2 separate regions of the Homo sapiens genome follow, and region 1 is linked to region 2. Evidence: chromatin loops called from intact Hi-C (ENCODE). Cell type or tissue: heart right ventricle. All regions are shown on one strand. Links, peaks and the distances in the headings refer to the core of each region. The heading gives the core; the rest is flanking DNA. Region 1 overlaps UGGT1 (UDP-glucose glycoprotein glucosyltransferase 1). Region 2 overlaps HS6ST1 (heparan sulfate 6-O-sulfotransferase 1).

Region 1 (10,137 bases), core at 4,058-6,557, 97 kb before region 2:
CAAAACAAAACAAAAAATTAAGAAGAGGAAAGCTCAAAAGAGGATAAGAGACTGAAAAGGCACCTCAGAATGGCTGCTGTGGGCAGAGTCTGTGACATGACTTTCCCCGCCCTGCCCCTCTGTTCAGAGCAGCTGGAAAGATGGGATCAGTAAGATTAAAAAACTTTTGTTCGGCCAGGCGTGGTGGCTCACACCTGTAATCCCAGCACTTTGGGAGGCTGAGGCGGACGGATCATGAGGTCAGGAGTTCAAGACCAGCCTGGCCAATATGGTGAAACCCCGTCTCTACTAAAAATACAAAAATTAGCCGGGTGTTGTGGCTCACCCTCTATTCCCAGCTACTCGGGAGGCAGAGACAGGAGAATCGCCTGAACCCAGGAGGCAGAGGTTGCAGTGAGCTGAGATCGTGCCACTGCACTCCAGCCTGGGTGACAGAGCGAGACTCCATCTCAGAAAACAAACAAACAAAAAGAAACTTTTGTTCAAGCTGCATCTTCACATTGAATGAAAGCATTCAGACGGGTGACTGCTGCTGTCCACAACTGTGGGCGGAAGTGTGCCTTTTCCCAGTTTCTCGTCCAGGAGGTTGCATAGCAAATACTCAAGTCACTGGGATATATGCTTTCCAAATGCTGGCCCCCATAGCACCTTTCCCCATGTCTTTCTACCAAGCCTCTTATGTTTAATCTGTGCAGGGAAGACAAGAGTAGACCATATTCTCTGTGTGCTGTGCATGTCCTGGTGTCACTCATTGCCTCTTATCTGTCGCCATTCTAATATAAGTCAGCTTAATAGTTGACTCTGAATAATGCAAAACCCAGCTTGCTTCCAGAATGGCCTAGGACCCTCCTCCTCCTGCCAGTTTTTTTTTTTTTTTTTGGTTCATGTGGCATAATCATCTTTCAAAATTAACCAAATGCCCCAGAAAATGATGTTACCACTAAAATATTTTCTCCAAGAAGGCATACTGTAACAGAAAAGATAGGTAAGATATTTTTTTCCCAAGAAGTAAGAATTGATTGTGCTGAATGTTCAAACTCTGGAAACTGTTCACAGTATGTTGTTCTTAGCTGTTATTTATATAAAGTGAATTATTTTCTCTCTCAATCATGCCATAGTGGAGACTTTTGTTTGTGAGTAAGTGACAGAGTAATATGAAATAATGTGATATGTCAGAGTGACATGCAGCATCCTGAGCCTGTTTTTATGTTCTGTGTACAGTGGCATTTGATTGAGATCAAAGCCTGTCACAGCCTGCTGCTGGGGGTGTGGGGATATGCCAGAGTCCTGTGTTTGGTTTTAGAAGTTTACTGAATGTTTCCCACATGGAGAATAATGGATGGCATGTTAGTTTCTTTAAGAGTGGTAAAGTTGTACATCTGTCATTGTTGCATTTCGAATTGAACACATAGATGCTTGCCTGTCTGCTTGGGTGAATGCCTCTTGGGAGAGCGAAGATTACGTGCATGATGTATGTTAAGAAACAGTTTCCGGTCAGGCACAGTGGCTTACACCTGTAATCCCAGCACTTTGGGAAGCCGAGGCGGGCGGATTATGAGGTCAAGAGATAGAGACCATCCTGGCCAACACGGTGAAACCCCGTCTCTACTAAAAATACAAAAATTAGCTGGGCATGGTGGCACACACCTGTAGTCCCAGCTACTCGGGAGGCTGAGGCAGGAGAATCACTTGAACCCGGGAGGTGGAGGTTGCAGTGAGCCGAGATCATGCCACTGCACTCCAGCCTGGCAATAGAGCGAGACTCCGTCTCAAAAAAAAAAAAAAAAAAAAAAAAAAAATTAAAACAGTTTCCATAAATGGAGCTTAATTTGCTCTGCTGTCCTTAAGCCCTCGTGGGTTTTTTTTTAAGAGAGTCTCATTCTGTCACCCAGGCTGGAGTGCAGTGGTGCGATCTTGGCTCACTTCAACCTCTGCCTCCCAAGTTCAAACAATTCTCCTGCCTCAGCCTCCTGAGTAGCTGGGATTACAGGCGCCTGCCACCATGCCTGGTTAATTTTTGTATTTTTAGTAGAGATGGGGTTTTACCATGTTGGTTGGCCAGGCTGATCTCAAACTCCTGACCTCAGGTGGTGATCTGCCCACCTCGGCCTCCCAAAGTGCTGGGATTACAGGCGTGAGCCACTATGTCCGGTCAAGCCCTCGTGTTCTGAACCTTGTCAAGGCTCTGCCTGAATGAGTTTTCATCTGATTGTGGGGACCAAGTCCCTGAGTAGAGGGCCAAGAGCTAGGGACAGGGGGAAGAGACTGGCCCAGGTGGTAGGGAGGAAAGAACTCCCAGAGTTTCCTTTAGCCAGGAAACCTGCTCTACTGACCCCGTGACTTGGACAGTCAGACATCACCCTGAGAGTGACAAGTGTAAAATGACTCCCTTCCTCCCCCGCCCTCCGGAAGTATATTTAGATACTTGAAAGCAGTCCTTTTCTAAAATGGCCTTACCTATGTGGCCTGAACGATTAAAAGAAAGAACTCAGAGTTACAAGGGAAAAAGAAAAAGAGTTACAAGGGAATTGTAGTCTTTTTCTGAATAGAATATTAGTACTGTGGTATTGCATTTCATGGGAATGGAAATGTATTGGTAAAGCTACCTGATGGAAGCTTTCTCTTGGTAACAAAAATGGAGGGTGTATTATGTGCAGTTATTTAAATATATGTATTCCATTGTTGCGTGGTTTTTTTCCCCCCTCAAGACAGAGATTTGCTCTTGTTGCCCAGGGTGGAGTACAATGGTGTGACCTTGGCTCACTGCAACCTCTGCCTCCTGGGTTCAGGTGATTCTCCTGCCTCAGCCTTCCGAGTAGCTGGGATTACAGGTGTGCGCCACCACACCCGGCTAATTTTTGCTTTTTTTTTTTTTGAGACAGAATCTCGCTCTGTTGCTCAGGCTGGAGTGGAGTGCAGTGGCACAATCTCAGCTCACTGCAGCCTCTGCCTCCCGGGTTCAAGAGATTCTCCTGACTCAACCTCCTGAGTAGCTGGGATTACAGGTGCCTGCCACTATGCCTAGCTAATTTTTGTATTTTTAGTAGAGACGGGGTTTTGCCATGTTGGCCAGGGTGGTCTCGAACTCCTGACCTCAAGTGATCCACCCGCATCGGCCCCCCAAAGTGCTGGGATTATAGGCGTGAACCACCGCGCCTGTCCCATTGTTGTGTAATTTTAATAATTAGTTTTTTAAGTACTTGATTTTATGGGCACATTTTTGTGGGATGATTGGAGTTAATCAAATAAAGCTTGTCATGTGTGTAGTTTGGTAAGATAACTTCTTTAAATTCATGTTTTCTCTGCCTTGAGGTAGTGAGGGAAAGATCTTAATCAGTATTTTGGTAATTAACTGATTGAATTCAAGCAAATGAGACATCATGAACTTCAGTGGTTATTGATATTTCAGGGTATATACCTGAAATGCCTAGAGGATACAGATTTCTCATTTCATTCTTTGGTCTTTCATTTCTCTATATACAGAAATGAAATGACACTTCTGGGAGGCAGTAGAAGCAGGAAGTCAATGAATTGAGTAGAGGGTCCCATTCCCTCAGGCTGTCATTGATCAGTGACAATTTATAAAAACAAACTGCAAAGTCTGTGGCAAGTGGCTGCCTGCTTCCTAGAAGGAGCCCATGAAGGTTAAACTCTGTGGTCGGTATTTGCAAGCGCCGGGCGTGGTGGCTCACGCCTGTAATCCTAGCACCTTGGGAGGCCAAGGCAGGCGGATCACCCGAGGTCAGGAGTTTGAGGATTTGCAAGCAAAAGGTCCTCTCCTGAGTCTTTCCCAGATACCCAGCAGTGCAGAGGCTAGCTGTGGAAGGTTGCAGTGGGACAGGAATGTATTGTATGCCTTGCCTTACTTGTCACCATTGAGATTTCCAGAGAAATGGGCATAACGTCTCTTAACAACAACAGCAGAAAGCAAAATACATTAACTTAAGGTTGACAACAAAAGATTATCAAGTACCATGTTTTCCAACCAACCAGTTATTCGTGGTAATAATAAAATAAAGGTGGGAAAATGTTATAATTTTTAAGGAAACTGTGTACTTTAAAAATCTTCTTTATGAATATCCAATGTTACTGTAATCCTGCTCCATTAAATGCAGCATTGTTGTCAGGTGCTGCCTCTTGCTTGGGAACAGCATTGGGCTTTTAAATGTCTGCAGAATCTCTGCGTTCGAAGGGAATTGAGAATGAACTTCCTGGTACTGTAATGAAAATAAGGTCTGCTCAACACAGTAAACGTTTCCTCTCTTCTTTAAAACTGCGCAGTCATTTGGCCTTTGTGTTTAGGAAGGGCAGATTGATAGAGCACAAAGTCCAACCCCTTCATCTAGCAGAAGCTGCAAACCCAGACAGAGGAACGAGGGCTTTACCTGAGTCTTGTCTGCTGCTGGGGCTGGCTTCGGGTTGCATCCAGTTCTTTGGATTCTGAGGATCCAAAGCACCCAGGTCTCCTCCAGGTCCTCAACCTCTGGGAGCTGCCCCAGGCAGAACTTGGCAGGCAGGCATAACAGGTGGGGTGGGAGGGGGAACCTCAAGGCAAGAAGGTGTCATGAGACCCCTGGGCCGGCAGAGTTCCTTAGGAGGGTGGCATGGACTTTGCATTTTGCCAGTTCTCTGAGCTCCTACTCCGGGGTGGATATGCATTGAGGATGTAGTCTCTGTGTGATGATGGGGAGGGCGGGGAGGGGCACCTGGTGCCTGTGAAGGCGCAAGAGAGGGCCCTAAGGTGCAGGACCAGGACTAAGCTGCTACAAGGAGGTGGTGCTTAGGTTGAAGCCTGAGGACTAAGTAGGGGCGAGGGGTGGGCAGAGGGGAGGAGCTTGAGCTAGTGTTTTTGAGGGAGCTGCATGGAAGCCTGCACGTGGCCAGGAGAGGGGGAATGGGTTTGATCCTGGGGGCACAAGAAGGCCCTTCAGGGGTTTAAACTGGGTGCTGGCACTAAATGGGTTTTTTCTTGTAATAAACTTTGTGTTGAGGTCTGTAGCACATACTGAAAAGTACATAAACACACACCTTGATAGTTTTTCACAAAGTGAAAGCACTAGCATATCCATCATCCAGATAAAGAAAAGGAAGTTGGAGTTTATTTTAACACTTAAACATCTGATTACAGTCTGGCATCCAGGAAGGGCAGAGCAGCATGTGTCAGACCAGCCTACGCCTGATCATTACACACACTATTTGAAAAGCACTAGAGCCTGCTGAGATACCGGCAAGAGAGGGAGAGCACGAACCATCAGAAGAAGTGAAACCTCATGTGGCTCACAGGGAATAAAACAGAAGGTGGCAGGCTTACTAGGCCCAGGAGCCAAGTCACTTCAGGACGTTCTTGGCCGCTGCACACTTGTGTGGGGGCACATCCCAGAAAGGAGGAAGCCATAGAAGCCCCCAACTTTGCCTTGTATAGTCTCATCAAGTTCTTGGCGGGTTCCTGTATTATACATAAACAGGGCAGAATTCCAAATGGAAAGCAACACTTGGAAGGCTGGAAAAGCTGAGTAGAGATTTCAGAAGATGTGCTGGGGAGAAGAAGTTTAGAATTCATTTTCCATCAAATTAGAGGGATTTGGTAACTATTTCAGACTTTGCATCGAAAACCCAGGGTGTAGGCCTTAGGATTAGGACCACATCACAGAACTCAAATCTAGGGTCTAGGACTGAGGGCAACACTAAGATAGACCTACCCTCGTAAAGCCTAAAATGAAGGCTTAGCAGAATCAGGGTGATCGCTAGTAACCAAACTCTGCTAAAACAAAAGTTTTTGTGGGAAAAAACTGAATCCAGAGTGTCTATAGTATATTATTCAGAATGTCCTGTATATAACCACATCAGTAGGCACGACAGGAAGTGGGAACATATGACGTGATCAAGAAAAAAAATCAGGCTGGGTGCGGTGGTGCACACCTGTAACCCCAGGACTTTGGGAAGCCGAGGCGGTTGGATTGTTGGAGCCCAGGAGTTTGAGACCAGCCTCGGCAACATGGTGAAACCCCATCTCTACAAAAAATACAAAAAATTAGCCAGGCATGGTGGTATGTGCCTGTAGTCCCAGCTACTCAGAAGGCTGCGGTGGGAAGATCATTTGAGCCTGGGAGGTTGAGGCTGTGGTGAGCTGTGATAGTGCCATTGCACTCCAGCCTGGGTGACAGAGTGAGACCCTGTCTCAAAAAAACAAAATCAAAACAACCCATAAACCAAGGTGTTGAAATCATTCAATAAAAATGTTAAAATAATTATAAACGTTTTTCTCAGACATAAGTGGATGCTTTTTTATTGCCTTTTGATACGTCCTGAGTTTGTGTGTGTGTGTAGGTATATGTGTATATATATATTTATTAATTTAATTGACAAAGATTGTGTATATTCCAGGTGTCCCGTGTGATGATTTGCTACACATGTGCATTGTGTGATTATCACCACTGAATTAGGACACCCATCCCCACCTGTGCTGCACATTAGATCCCCAGAACTTATCTTTTTTTCTTTTTTTGAGACGGAGCCTCGGTCTGTCGCCCAGGCTGAAGTGCAGTGGTGTGATCTTAGCTCACTGCAACCGCCGCCTCCCAGATTCAAGCAATTCTCCTGCCTCAGCCTCCTGAGTAGCAGGGATTATAGGCGTGCGCCACCATGCCCGGCTAATTTTTGTATTTTTAGTAGAGACGGGGTTTCACCATGTTGTTCAGGCTGGTCTCAAATTCCTGACCTCATGATCCGCCCGCCTTGGCCTCCCAAAGTGCTAGGGTTAGAGGCGTGAGCCCCCACACCTGGCCTATCGCGCAGGCTTAAGTGCAATGTTGCGATCTGGCCTCACTGCAACCTCCACTTCCTGGGTTCAAGCAATTCTCCTGCCTCAGCCTCCTGAGTAGCTGGGATTACAGGCAACTGCCACTGCACCTGGCTAATTTTTGTATTTTTATTAGAGATGGAGTTTCACCATGTTGGTCAGGCTGGTCTCAAACTCCTGACCTTAGGCAATCTGCCCACCTTGGCCTCCCAAAGTGCTGGGATTACAGGCATGAACCACCACGCCCAGCCCCACAGAACTTATCTTTAAACTGAGAGTTTGTACTCTTTTGATCTGCATCTCCCCATTTCCCCATTTGCAGAAGAAAAGTCAGTGAACTTGAAGACACGTTAATAGAAATTATCTAAATTGAAAAACAAAGTGGAAGAAGAGATTGAAAAAGAATAAATGAGCAGAGACTCAGTAAACTGTGAGACAGTATAACAAATGCGTAACTAGAATCCCAGGAGAGGAGAGAAAATGTGGCAGAAAAAAAAATACGGAGAAATATTGGCCAAAATTGTTTGTTTTTTGAAAATGCGGTCTTGGCCCAGTTTTGAGGCCCTAGCTTTGAGGTCCTGGCTAGAGGCCAGTCAGTCCTCTAGAGCAGCCAATCAAGTTTACACCCTCAACTACCTCCCTTCTTCAGCTCAAGCTCCAGGCCAGCACTCTGACACCCCAGGGCAGTACCAGACATCCTGCAACAGCCCCTGTGGCCCAGCGCCAGCTGAGATTATTCCAGTCAGTCTCAGTCTGCTGCCCCTGCCTCACCTGTTCCTTCCTGGGAAACCACAATAAGGGGTCTTGCCCACATTCCCCTGCTCCCTGTGCCCCATAACCAGTGGTTGCTTCCACTGAGTGGCCCTGCGTGGAGTGCTGTTTCTCCCCAGGGAACTGAGTGCGACATGTCAAATTTACCGTTTCTCTCTTGATCTGCATCTGGCCTCACCGGAATCACCACTCCCTCCCCTTAAAAGCAGGATGAATATAAAGAAGGCCACACCTAGGTGCATCATAGTCAAATGCTGAAAATTAAAGATAAAATCATGAAAAAGTAGTAGCCAGGAAAACAAAAACACCTGATGTGGAGGGGAACAACAATGAAAATGACAGCTGACTTCCCATCAGGAACAGGGGAGTGACGTCATAGAATGCTGAAAGGAGCTAACATCCTACATGCAGGGAAAATATTCCTCAAAAATGAACCTGGGGCCAGGCGCGGTGCCTCACACCTGTAATCCCAGCACTTTGCGAGGCCGAGGCGGGTGGATCACCTGAGGTCAGGAGTTTTGAGACCAGCCTGGCCAACATTGTGAAACCCTGTCTCTACTAAAAATACAAAAATTAGCCGGGTGTGGTGGCAGGAACCTGTAATCTCAGCTACTCGGGAGGCTGAGGCAGGACAATCGCTTGAACCCGGCAGGCAGAGGTTGCAATGAGCCGAGATCATGCCATTGCACTGCGCCTGGGTGACCGAGGAAGACTGTCTCAAAAAAAAAAAAGAAGTTGGAATAAAAACATTTTGGGGTAACTGAATGCTGACAGCATTCATTGTAGGAGACAAGTACTACAAAATTGCTTTAAAAAAAAAGGCTCCCAGGGGGGTGGCCCCAAGAGTTGGGGTTCAGTGTCCTCCAAGCCCTGGTCCTCTCCAATAGGCCTGGGATCTGCCCCACCTGACCCGTTCTCCCGACCCTGAGGTTGGCTTCAATGCTAAGGAAGCCCACAATATTGTCAAAGAGTGTGTGCTGGTGAAGATTATAATCACATCATCAACCAAGCATAGTGGAACAATCCTTAACACATCTGGTTAAGTTGGGAAAAGCTTATACATATATTGTGACCTGTGCAGTGGTCCAGAAGAGCGCATATGGCTTTCATACAGCCAGCTCCTGTTTTTGGGATACCACATCTGATGGAACCTGTACCATAAGATGGGAGAACTGGACCATGAACCGTATTGTCAACGTTTTTGCCATTGCTAGTGTTCTTTAACTTACTAAAAATGTTGGGCTAAAGCCATTAACTTAAAGAATTTGTCAGTGTATCTTTTCAAAAAATGAGTAATATTTATTAGTGTGCTAGATGACAAGCGTGCATTATATAAGCAAAATGCTGTAATCCCAGCACTCTGGGAGGCCGAGACGGGCGGATCACAAGGTCAGGAGATCGAGACCATCCTGGCTAACATGGTGAAACCCCGTCTGTACTAAAAAATACAAAAAAATTAACTTGGCCTGGTGGCGGGCGCCTGTAGTCCCAGCTACTTGGGAGGCTGAGGCAGGAGAATGGCGTGAACCCAGGAGGTGGAGCTTGCAGTGAGCCGAGATCGCGCCACTGCACTCCAGCCTGGGCCACAGAGCAAGACTCCGTCTCAAAAAAAAAAAAAAAAAAAAAAAGTAAGCAAAATGAAAAGCACTTAGTGCTTTCTGACAGAATTATAGATGTAATTTTAAGAGTTGCTCCTAGCAAGTTAAAAGTGCATATAAAATATGCAACTCTTAGTTAAAGGGTTTAGTATCAGTCTTATCTATACAAGTAGTAAATTTTGTCATTGCTTTAGTTACAACCATCTGTAAATAATTTTAAAGACTTATTACGTGGGGTTCAAATTGAGTGGAATAAAGTATAGATTAAAAGTATACAATTGGCTGGGTGCGGTGGCTCACACCTGTAATCCCAGCACTTTGGGAGGCTGAGGTGGGTGTATCACAAGGTCAGGAGATTGAGACCATCCTGGCTAACACAGTGAAACCCCATCTCTACTAAAAATACAAAAAATTATTCAGGCGTGGTGGTACGTGCCTGTAGTCCCAGCCACTCAGGAGGCTGAGGCAGGAGAATTGCTTGAACCCAGGAGGTGGAGGTTGCAATGAACTGAGATCGCACCGCTGTACTCCAGCCTTGGCAACAGAGCAAGACTCAGTCTCAAAATAAATAAATAAATAAAAGAATAATATTAACAAAATAAATGAGTTTAATGCAGTGATCTTTGTTTTTGGCACATCAGAAATTCTCAGTCATTACTCATGTTTCTTTATGCTGCTGGCTTTTGTGCCCTTGAAGATTATAATAGTGACCAAAATATATATGCAGACTTATTTTTTATTGTTGTTGAAGCCTGGTTTAAGAAAAAAAAATTCATACCTCGTGAACTTGCTATCTTCTGTGTTTCTAATTAAAATATAATAAATATTATCTTCCTGTGCTGAAAAAAAAAGGGCCAGGCACAGTGGCTCGCGCCTGTAATGCCAGCACTTTTGGAGGCCGAGGCAGTCAGGTCCCCTGAGGTCAGGAGTTAGAAACCACCCTGGCCAACATGGTGAAACTCCATCTCT
Region 2 (10,137 bases), core at 4,321-6,820:
CCATGAGCAGAAGGGGTGAGGACCACCTCCTCACCTGTGTCCCACTGCCCTTCAGACTCTCCTGCCTGCTGCTCCAAGGCAGGGCTCCAGCAAGGCCATGAGGGCCCTGCGGGGCTGCTCGCCGGTCATGAAGGCTGCCCATTCATATTTCACACCTGCCTGCCTGGCACTTTCTGGCTTCTGACACCGGCAGGCGAGATGTCACTTATGCCTGAACGCACACACTCATACCTTGGGGTCAGGAGAAGGTGACAGTGCCCTGCTTCTTCACAGGGCACGCAGTCGAGCAGCAGGGCAGCTGACTAGGGGCGGGCTGGCTCGGCCTGAGACCTGTCTCCAGAGCCATGGCCTCCTCTTGTCCTGGCCAAGAGCTCTGGGGCTCACTCCTTCTGCTTCTAGGCCTTTTGCTGAGGCTATTGCGAGGACTCACGTGGCCCTTCCTCTTCCTTACAGCCTGTAACTACACATCCACCATGGCTGCTTGGGCCCACCAAGAGAGACGTGGAGGCCCGAGAGGGAGGCTGGCGGCAGCGTCAGGTCCTGCCGGGGTGTGCAGTATTTGTACCCTGCTATGAAACTGTCCCTGCCAGGTGAGAAAGTGCTCAGGGCCCTGAGGCCAGCCAGCACGACTTGATACCTACGCCCGGTGACTCCATGGCAGTAGAAAAGCACAGCCCTTCTGGGGACTCTGCATTAACACAGAAGCTCATATCTGTGTGCACAATGGGCAAAAGAGCCACATCAAAGCTTGTGGGTACAGCCTGATGCCAACTCTGGAAAACACATCAACTGGAGAGATGGAGCAGAAATGCAACCCGCGCCAGGTGCCCTGGGCCTAGTGCCCTGGGCCATTTTTTCTTTTACTTTTTCTGTATTTTTCCGATTTTATATAACCATGCATGTATTAGAAAACAAACAAACAAACAAAACAATCTAATCTGACTTTCTCACAGGAGGTAGGAGAGTCAGGGAGGCCTGGGAGGCTCAGGGCCTCCCCAGCAGCCTCTCAGGACATCTCCAAAGCCACAGGATCATCACCAGTAATCAGCCTTTCTCGGGGTCAGGAGGGCGAGAGCTCATCTGAGGATCACTGGGGGTGTCCCTGGGACCCCTCCAGGCTCCACCTCCTGCTGACCCCACAGCAACTCATGTCAGGGTCCGAGGCAAAGTCCTGGTTCTCACCCACGACCCCACAGAGCCTCTCTGCAGCGAAGAGGGGCTGACACCTGCTCCCTCAACCCCCGAGTCCATATAAACACAGAGGCGGCCGCGGAGAGATGGCCTTGCATGCTCTTGAATGTAGACTATTCTTCCCCAGACAGGGAAATTCAGAGCCTAAACAGCCCACCCCAGAGATAAGCCATTCTGTGCCCAAGCTAACTGCAGTATCCAACTCTATACTCCCATGGCCCTGGCTCTACTTACAAGGAGGGCGACAGCTCCGGGTGATGCACTGAGAAAGCTGTCACCTGAGCAGTGACCCTGGGGACTCGGGAATGCTGACTCTCCAGAACCAGCCATTTTATGGCCCCCCATCAAGCACTTCTGTGGTTGGTGCCTCCAAAAAAGGTTAGGGCCCAGCAGGCATTTGCTCATTTTATTCCTGCAACCCCGGTACGGTCGCCACTATTAGATCCCCCTGCAGATGGGCAAATGGAGACTCAGAGATCCTTCTGCAGCCAAAGTCTCCCAGATACCAGAGGTGTCTGACTTCATAGGCCACAAGGCATGTCTGCTGCTCACCCACGTGCACGGTCCCTGAGATGAGCAGCACGAAGCTCCCAGGAGAACCCGGCGCGCCATTGGCAGCACCAGAAAACAGGTCTCCAGCTTGCTAAGGGATCTGCCATCCAGCAGCTGTGTGGCCCTGACGAGTTCCCCAAGGAATGCATCTGTCATCTGTTTCCTCCTTGCACAAAACAAGACAATATGCCTCCTGGAGGTCACAGCATGACGCTCGGCATGAGGATGGGCCCACCCCAGCTGGCAGGGAAAGAGAGGAAGCTGCCGGAACAGACCTACCTGCTTTCACCAACCACAGGCCAGAGGCACCAGGAGAACATGTAAGAGATAGAGAGAGGATAGCTGTCAGTCAAATTATTTGTATAAAATGTCCAAATATAAGTCACAAATAGCCCGATAATCTCAAAAAGCAAAAATCAAAGCAGTAGTTTAAAATCTTCCTAAAATATTGAGGAAATGCCTGCAGCTTACATTCAAATGATTCTACTAAAATGCAAAAGCATGTATATAACTACATATATAAATATACATGTAAGTACACATGTATCTACAGATATACATATATGTAAACAGCAAGTGAGAGCACCCACTCACAAGCACAAATATTGCAAAATGTTAACAAGCAGTGGGTCTCGGTGAAAGGTATGAGGTTCACTTTACTACCATTTCAACGACTTTGTAAGTTTGACATTTTTCAAGATAAAAAGTTAGGGGTAAAATTCCTACAAAGAAAGTGCTGGGCTATTTCTACCAAATTTTAAAAGAACCAGATTTTTGTAAGCAAACCCTCCTAGACAAGAGTAAAGCAGTGGACACTCCCAATTCATTCTATGAGGCCAACATAATCCTAATACCGAAGTTGGACAAATGCACAAGAGAGGAAAATTGCAGCCTGGTGGACACATCTGCTAAGCTCAGAGTTCAAATATAGATACAAAAATTCCTCAACAAAAATCTTATCAAATCCAACCCAATTGAGCATATAAAAGATATTACACTACGACCATACTTAGTAACCCCAGGTATGCAAGGATGGCTTAACAGGAGAAAATCCATACATGTGACTCATCACAGCAACAGACTACAGAGCTCAGTAAATGTGTAAGAAGCATCTGCTAAAAACACTATTCATAATAAAAACTCTCAGGAAACTAGGAATAGAAGTCCCTTAATTTGGCCAGGCGTGGTAGCTCACACTTGTAATCCCAGCACTTTGGGAGGCTGAGGCAGGTGGATGACTTGAGGTCAGGAGTTCAAGACCAGCCTTGCCAACATGGCGAAACACCGTCTCTACTAAAAATACAAAAAAAAAAAAAAAAAAAAAAAAAAAATTTAGCATGCATGATGGCACGCACCTATAAAGAGGCTGAGGCGTAAGAATCACTTGAACCCAGGAAGTGGAGGTTGCAGTGAGCGGAGATCGTGTCATAGCACTCCAGCCTGGGCAAAAGAGTGAAACTGTCTCAAATTAAAAAAAAAAGTTCCTTAATTTGATAAAGTATCCCCAAAACCTAGAGCAAGCATGGTCCCCATGGGGAAGAGTCAGATGCATTCCCTCTAAGATCATGAATAAGACAAAGATGTCCACTCTCTCTAAGGCAATTCTGCATGTACTGGGGATCTCAGCTGACACAATAAAACAAGGAGGAACTAGGGACCTAACTGTCCCAGTAGAGTCCCCTTGCCTGTCCTTCTTGTCTTTAGTGAGTACCCCGTGCAGGCATTACTAGGCTGGGGGCTTCACACACCCTCTCAGACAGCCGGAGTCCCGGCATGGGGGAGGGCTACTTTTCTTGCCCACTGCCCTTGCCCTGGGTCCAGAGCACCCCATAGTTAAGGCTGTGGGTTTGCGCTCAGTGAGGTGTGAGTCCTGGAGGTTTGGGGCGGCCATGGCACTGGAGCAGCAGAAGGAAGCATTAGCCTCCTCAGTCTGGATCCTCACTGTGTCTCTTGGGGGCTAGACCTCTGGCAGGGAGGGCCCCAGGCACTGGGTGAGCTCAGAAGGTGCGTCAGCGGGAGCAGCTGGCTTCTAAATGAGCTCACCAGGGCCTGAGGGAGAGCCCCTGGCTGCAGGACCTGGGTCCTCCACAGGCTGACGCCATGCCTGGGGCAAGGTGGACCTCAAGGGAGCCAGGGCACAGGCTGTGTGCCTCACCTGGCCTGGCCTCTCCAGCCTGGGGCTCTTGTTGCCTCATACCAGTCCTGCTGCTTTCCATCACTTGGCCCCTCCTCTTTCCACGGGGAGGCCCTGGACAGACCTCACGGAGGCAACCCAGCAAGGATGTGGCTAACAGCTGTGCAGGGGCGCCGGCGGGCATCTGTCCACAGGCTCTTCCCCAAGGGCATACACAGGCTTCCCTATAGGTGCTTCTTGCCCTCCATTCCTTCCGTCCAACACCCTCCCTGCTCAGGGCTGACAGGCTCCTCTGAATGCACACTCTTCTCAACGCCAGGGGAGACCCTGCCAAGCTCCTCCATCCTAGGGTGGCTGTGTGGGGAAGGGTCCGGCTCAGGAGAAGGCCCCTGGATGCCAGGAGAGGGGCCTGGATGGAGCCGGCAGGGGAGGCGGCACAGGGCAACAGTGAGGAGGGTGAACTGAGGCCGGGGGGGCTGGGCCCAGCAAGAGTGCCAGGGATTCCTGGCCCTGCCCAGCTCTAGGCCCTCTCAGTGCCACAGAGACCACCTGGTGAAGGTGTGGGGAGAGGGATCCCCAGAGGGTCCATGCCAGGCAGTCTGGGCCTGCTCACACCATGTGTATCCTTCCATAGGGCCCACGCCTGGCAGGACCCTGGCTTGGAGCGGCTTTAACTGTGGCTGGGCTCCTGAGGAGGTAAGGTGGGCCCTGTGTTCCACGCCCAGCTACCCACCCAACACCTTCTCAGGGCAGGGACGCCCACACCAGTCTGGACACAGAACAACCCGGGGCGAGACACGTACTGGAGAAGACTGTGCTCCTCACCCCGGCGCTCTGGGACCTTGCTTCCCAGAAGCTGGAAGGAACCAGCCAGGCATCCCGGCGAGGATGTGGAGGGTGGTGGTGGGCCCACCCCTGCCTCAGGGAGGGCGGCCAGGCTCACGGGGAGGCTGTGGCATGTGGGCATGTGAGTGGGCAGGGACAGCCCAGCAAGGGCTGTGGGAAGCCGGGAGGGCAGTGCCCTGTGCAGTGGCTCCAGATTCAGGGCATTCAGTGTGCAGCAGGCCAGGGCAAATGGCACGGGGGGAATGGGGCGGAGGGGAGGGGCGGTGACTCACAAGGCCATGGGGGCGGGCAGAGGAACAAGGGCAGCAGGAAGGGCAGGCAGGGGTGCTATCAGCTGACGGGCTCCTGCTGGAAAAGACGGCTCGACTCACAGGAGGGCACCTGAGACATGGGGTGTGGGGGAAGGCAGCGGTCGGGGAGAGCCTAGGCAGGCCTCCCACTTGTCAGCCTCCCCAACTCTGTTGCCACTCCTACTGCAAAAGAGCCCTGGAGACCACCCTGGGTCTGGGGTCCTTGCCGTGGCTGCAGCCCCCCGCTGCCCACAGCCTGTGTGGTTCCACCCATGGGCCTGGTGGAGCTGGTCCCTGCTCTGCTCCGCCACACCAGGCCTCCCTCCCCAAAGGCTGGGCCTTGCTCTGCATGCAGTGGGGCCCAAACCAGCCAGGCACTCCAGCGTCCCACCCGCACACCCTGTCTCCTGCGGAAGGGCACCGCTCCCAGGCACAGCCCGCTCTGAGCCAGGGGCATGTCACACAATATGGCGCTTTTCTCCTCTTCTGGCCTGGCTCCCCATAAGCCTGCCCAAGGGCCAGCCTGGGCCTGGGCAGAGCAAGGCCTGGGAATGGCTAAGGCTTTGAGGCCTGGAATGAAGCATGACCGTCACTCCCTAAAGCCATGAGTAAAGCTAGTCTGAGGAGTAACTGTGGCGGCTGCCACCACCTGCTGGGCACTTTCCTTGCAAACACTGGGGTGGCTCCAGATTTCCCAGAAACCACTGTTCCTCATACCCCAGGACGGGAGGGGACCTTCGAAGTTGGAAGGAGAGCAGCAGCAGACCATGGTCCGAGGGGCGCTTCCCGGGGCCACAGCTTTGGGGGATGTTTAGCAAAACCAGGGGCTGGTATGGCCTGGAGGGCCCGGAGTCAGAGGAGGAACATGCTCCCAGATTCTTTGGGGCCCACGGGGACAGAGGGCAAAGAGAGACCATCAGGTGGCCTCAGGTCACCAGTGAAGGAAGGCGAGTTACATTTATACCAAGCACCTGTTTTGGGGGTCCTCTGGGGGATGAGGAAGGTTGGATTAACCACCAGCTCAGAAGGCCAGTGCTATGTGAGCAGGGTCTGTGGCCACATAGGATCCAGTTAGTCCTGTGGTCAGCCTCTAAGTGTGGAATGGCCATGCTGAGCCAGGCAGAAGCTGACCCAGTCCTGCTGAACATCCCAGGGCAATGGTTTCACCACAGGTTGGGGGTCCATGCTGAGACCACGCTGCAGGGACACAGGGGCACCATGTGGGTCCCGAAGCCAGTAGGCTTGGCTCTGTACCTCCTTGAGGGCAGGGCCCTGCCCTCTCCTCTCTGCACCTGCCCTGCTGGCCCAGACCCTCTGCTGGAAACCTGCCCCAAACTCCATGAAGCACTGTCCTTCACATCACAGCTTCTGAGCCTGGACTTGACAGCCTCCTCCTGAGACCCCACATGGCTCTTCTGTCATACACGCCCTGTGCCCGGCCCTGGCACTGTGCTCTGGATGGCCTGCACCAGGCTAGTGACAATTCACTGACTCTACTGCATCAGAGGGGGCACAGGGCGGGGTGGGCTGTGATGGAGGGCCCCGGGCCCTGCCCATGAAGTGCCGCAGTCCCCGAGGGAGGGGAGGGCTCTCCTTGCTAGTGCTTGGGTCTTCCTTTGTTCTCAGCCTGTCTACTGGGTAGGTGGGACTTGCCACCTTTAGAAACTTGTTCACCCTGGGGCAGCCTGTCAGAGTCAAGAGGCGCTGGCTGTCCTTAAGATGACACCAGTTTCAATAGGTTGGTGGCCCAGGTAGGATGGAGACGCTGTCACACTCCCACCTGGGAGCTGCGGCCCCTCTGAGGACAAGTGCTCTGGGGCCTGGAGAGCTGGGAGAAGAAGGTGGGCTACTGGGCAGTAAAGAGGCTCCACCGCAAAGAAGGGAGGCGTGTGTGTGTGTGTGTGTGTGTGTGTGTGTGTGTGTGTGTGTGTGGAGGGGGAGACAAAAGAGGTCTTCGGACCACCCTCCCACACCCAGGCTCTGGGATTTCCTGACTGTGGCCCACAAGGTACAGGGGTGTCAGCCTGGGTGGGCAGGCCCTGGAGCCTCCTGCTTCCTGAAACTCCTTCCTTCAGGCACATTTGTGCTGATTCTCCATGGACACAGCCCTAGCACCCCCAGAGAGGCTCCAAGGAACAAGGAAAATAAGAAGCAGTTGCCAGGATACCCAAGGCTCAGTGGGCCCCATGACCTACTCCAAACCACCTCCCCCTCTTGGTTTTCCTGTGTGGCAAGGCAGAAATGCAGGAGTCTGAAGGCAGAGGGGTCTGGATGTGCCCAGTGAGGAACCAGCAACTGAGTGACCATGCGCAGATCCAGTGCCCTCTGAGCCCTGGGTCCCTCTGTCCTGAAGGGCTACTGTGAACACCGTGAGATGTTGCCGGCTGATGGCACAGGCAGCATCCTTGCTGCCTCCCCTGTGCTGGGCACACCCATACTGGCTCATTTGGTTCTCTCCTCACTCCAGGGCAATGGGTACCATTCTTCTCTCCACTTCAGGGCAGGGGGTACCACTCCTCTCCGTTTATAGTTGAGGAGTCAGGCACAGTGAGGTGAAGGCCCTTGCTCAGGGCCACACAGCTAGGCAGCTGCCTGGGTGTCCACACCCTTGACTGCCAGGGCTTGTGACTAGGCTCCCAGCACATGCTGGGACCTGAGAGGCTCTCCTGGGACTAACACAAATCTTTCCCAAACTTTTCCAAAAATCTGAAGTGAAAAGAATACTTCCTAACTCATTCTATGAGGTCAGTATTATCCTGATATCAAAGCCAGACAAAGATATAACAAGAAAATTACACACTGATGTCCTTTATAAATACTGATGAAAATATCCTCAGCAAAATACTTGCAAATTGAATTGAACAGCATATAAAAATGATTATGTATCATGACCAAGTGAGATTTATCCCTAGAATGAAAGGATGGTTCAAAATATGAAAATCAATGTAGTATGCCACATTAACAGAATGAAGGAAAAAAACACATGATCATCTCAACTGATGCAGAAACATCATTTGACAAAATTCAATGCACCTGCATAATAAAAACTTTCAACAAACTAGAACCAGAAGGAAACTACCTCAGTGTAATAAAGGCCATTGCTATGGACTGAATGTGTGTGTTCCACCAAAACTCATGTTGAAGTCCTAATCTCCAACGTGATGGCATTTGGAGGTGGCGACTCTGAGAGGTAATTAGGTCATGAGGGTGGAGCCATAATGAATGGGACCAGTGGCTTCATAAGAGAAGACATGAGAGATGATTTCTTCTCTCTTGGCCATGGGAGATGCAGGGGATACAAGACAGGCAACAAGCCCTCACCAGTTCCACATCTGCTGGCTCCTTCATCTGGGACTTGGGTCTCAAGAACTGTGAGAAATAAACACTTGCTGCTTGAGCCACCCAGGCTATAGTGTTTGTAATAGAGGCTGAGCTAAGACAGCCAGATATGAAAAACTCACAGTTAACATCATATTCAATGGTGAAACACCAAAAGCTTTCCTCTACTTTGGGAACAAGGCAAAGATGTCTACTTTTGCCACAGCTATTCATCAGAGTACCGGAAGTTCTAGCCTGAGCAATCAGGTAAGAAAAATAAGTAAAAGGTATTCAGATTGGAAAGAAAAAAGGAAAGTTATCTCTCTTCTCAGATGACATAATCTTATATGTAGATAATGCTAAAGAATCCACTTCCACACACAAAAACCTGTTAGAGCTAATAAACTAACTTAACAATGTTGTTAAAGTAAAAATTAAAAGAAATCAGTTGTATTTCTATTCACTAGCAACAAACAATACAAGAAGGAAATTAACAAAACAATTATGTTTTTGTTGGCATCAGAAAGTGTAAAATATTTAGGAGGAGACTTAACCAATGAAGTGAAATACTTGTAAACTAAAAACTACAAAACACTGATGAAAGAAATTAAAGACAACCCCAGTAAATGGAAAATCATCCCATGTCCATGAACTGAAAGACCTACTATCATTAAGATGTAAATACTACTCATGTAATCTACAGATTTAATGAAATCCCTATCACAACCCCAACAGTATTTGCTGCATAAATAGAGTAACTTAACCTAAAATTCATATGAAATTTCAAGGGATTTTGAATAGCTAAAGTACTTGACAAAAAAGAATGGCTCATGTCTGTAATCCCAGCACTTTGGGAGGCCAATGAGGGAGGATTGTTTGAGCCTGGGAGGTTAAGGCTGCAGTGAGCCAGGTTCACATCACTGCACCTTAGCCTGGATGACAAAGCGAGACCCTGTCTCAAAAACAAACAAAAAAAACCCCAAACCAAAACAAATACAAAACAAAGTTGGACTCCCATTTCCTGATTTCAAAACTTAACTACAAAGCTATGGTAGTCAAATCAGTGTGGTACTGTCATAAAGATAGGCATATAGACCAATGGAATACGATAAAGAGCCCAGAAATCAACCCTTGCATATATGGTCAAATGGTGCCAAGACCATTCAATGGGGAAAACACACTCTTTTCAACAAATGGTGCTGGGGAAACTGGATTTCCACATGTAAAAGAAGGAAATTGGACCCTTATCTAACATTATACATAGAAATTAACTCAAAATGGATTAATGACCAATGGTAAGACCTAAAACTGTCAACTCTTAGAACACAGGAAAAAAGCTTTATGATACTAGATTTGGCAATGATCTCTTGAATATGACATCCAAACACAGGTAACAAAAGAAAAGCTAGATTAATTGGGCTTCATCAAAATTAAAAACATTTAGGCTGGGCATGGTGGCTTATGCCTATAATTCTAGCACTTTGGGAGGCCGAGGTGGGTGATCCACCTGATCATGAGGTCAGGAGTTCGAGACCAGCCTGACCAACATGGAGAAACCCCGTCTCTACTAAAAATACAGAAATTAGCTGGGCGTGGTGGCACATGCCTGTAATCCCAGCGACTCAGGAGGCTGAGGCACGAGAATCGCTTGAACCTGGGAAGCAGAGGTTGCGGTGAGCCGAGATGACACCATTGCACTACAGCCTGGGCAACAAGAGTGAAACTCTGTTTCAAAAACAAAACAAAACAAAAAATTGAAAATATTTGTGCATCAAAGGATAGTATCAACAGAGTGAAACGCAACCC

Evidence for each region. Peaks named below come from ENCODE experiments on the same cell type or tissue, not always from the same donor. Only the 100,000 strongest peaks of a DNase experiment are listed, where the experiment ranks them.
Region 1: a loop joins it to region 2, with 2.0 times the contacts of the local background. A loop is called at or near these places in 16 of 110 quality-filtered maps.

The regions. Positions count from the first base shown.
Region 1 is chr2:128,191,405-128,201,541 of GRCh38, forward strand. It overlaps UGGT1 (UDP-glucose glycoprotein glucosyltransferase 1), which reads left to right. Exons shown (of 41, transcript NM_020120.4): 41 at 1-4,273. It also overlaps the pseudogene DYNLT3P2. Among named protein-coding and RNA genes, the nearest start is that of UGGT1, 110 kb to the left of the region's middle. In heart right ventricle, for the core only: a CTCF peak has its summit at 5,293; no DNase peak of the experiment used is centred there.
Region 2 is chr2:128,287,772-128,297,908 of GRCh38, forward strand. The region is part of intron 1 of HS6ST1 (heparan sulfate 6-O-sulfotransferase 1); the gene reads right to left. Among named protein-coding and RNA genes, the nearest start is that of HS6ST1, 26 kb to the right of the region's middle. RefSeq lists enhancers at 62-891, 7,350-7,899. In heart right ventricle, for the core only: a CTCF peak has its summit at 5,657 (motif pointing left); no DNase peak of the experiment used is centred there; H3K27ac peaks cover 1,022 bases.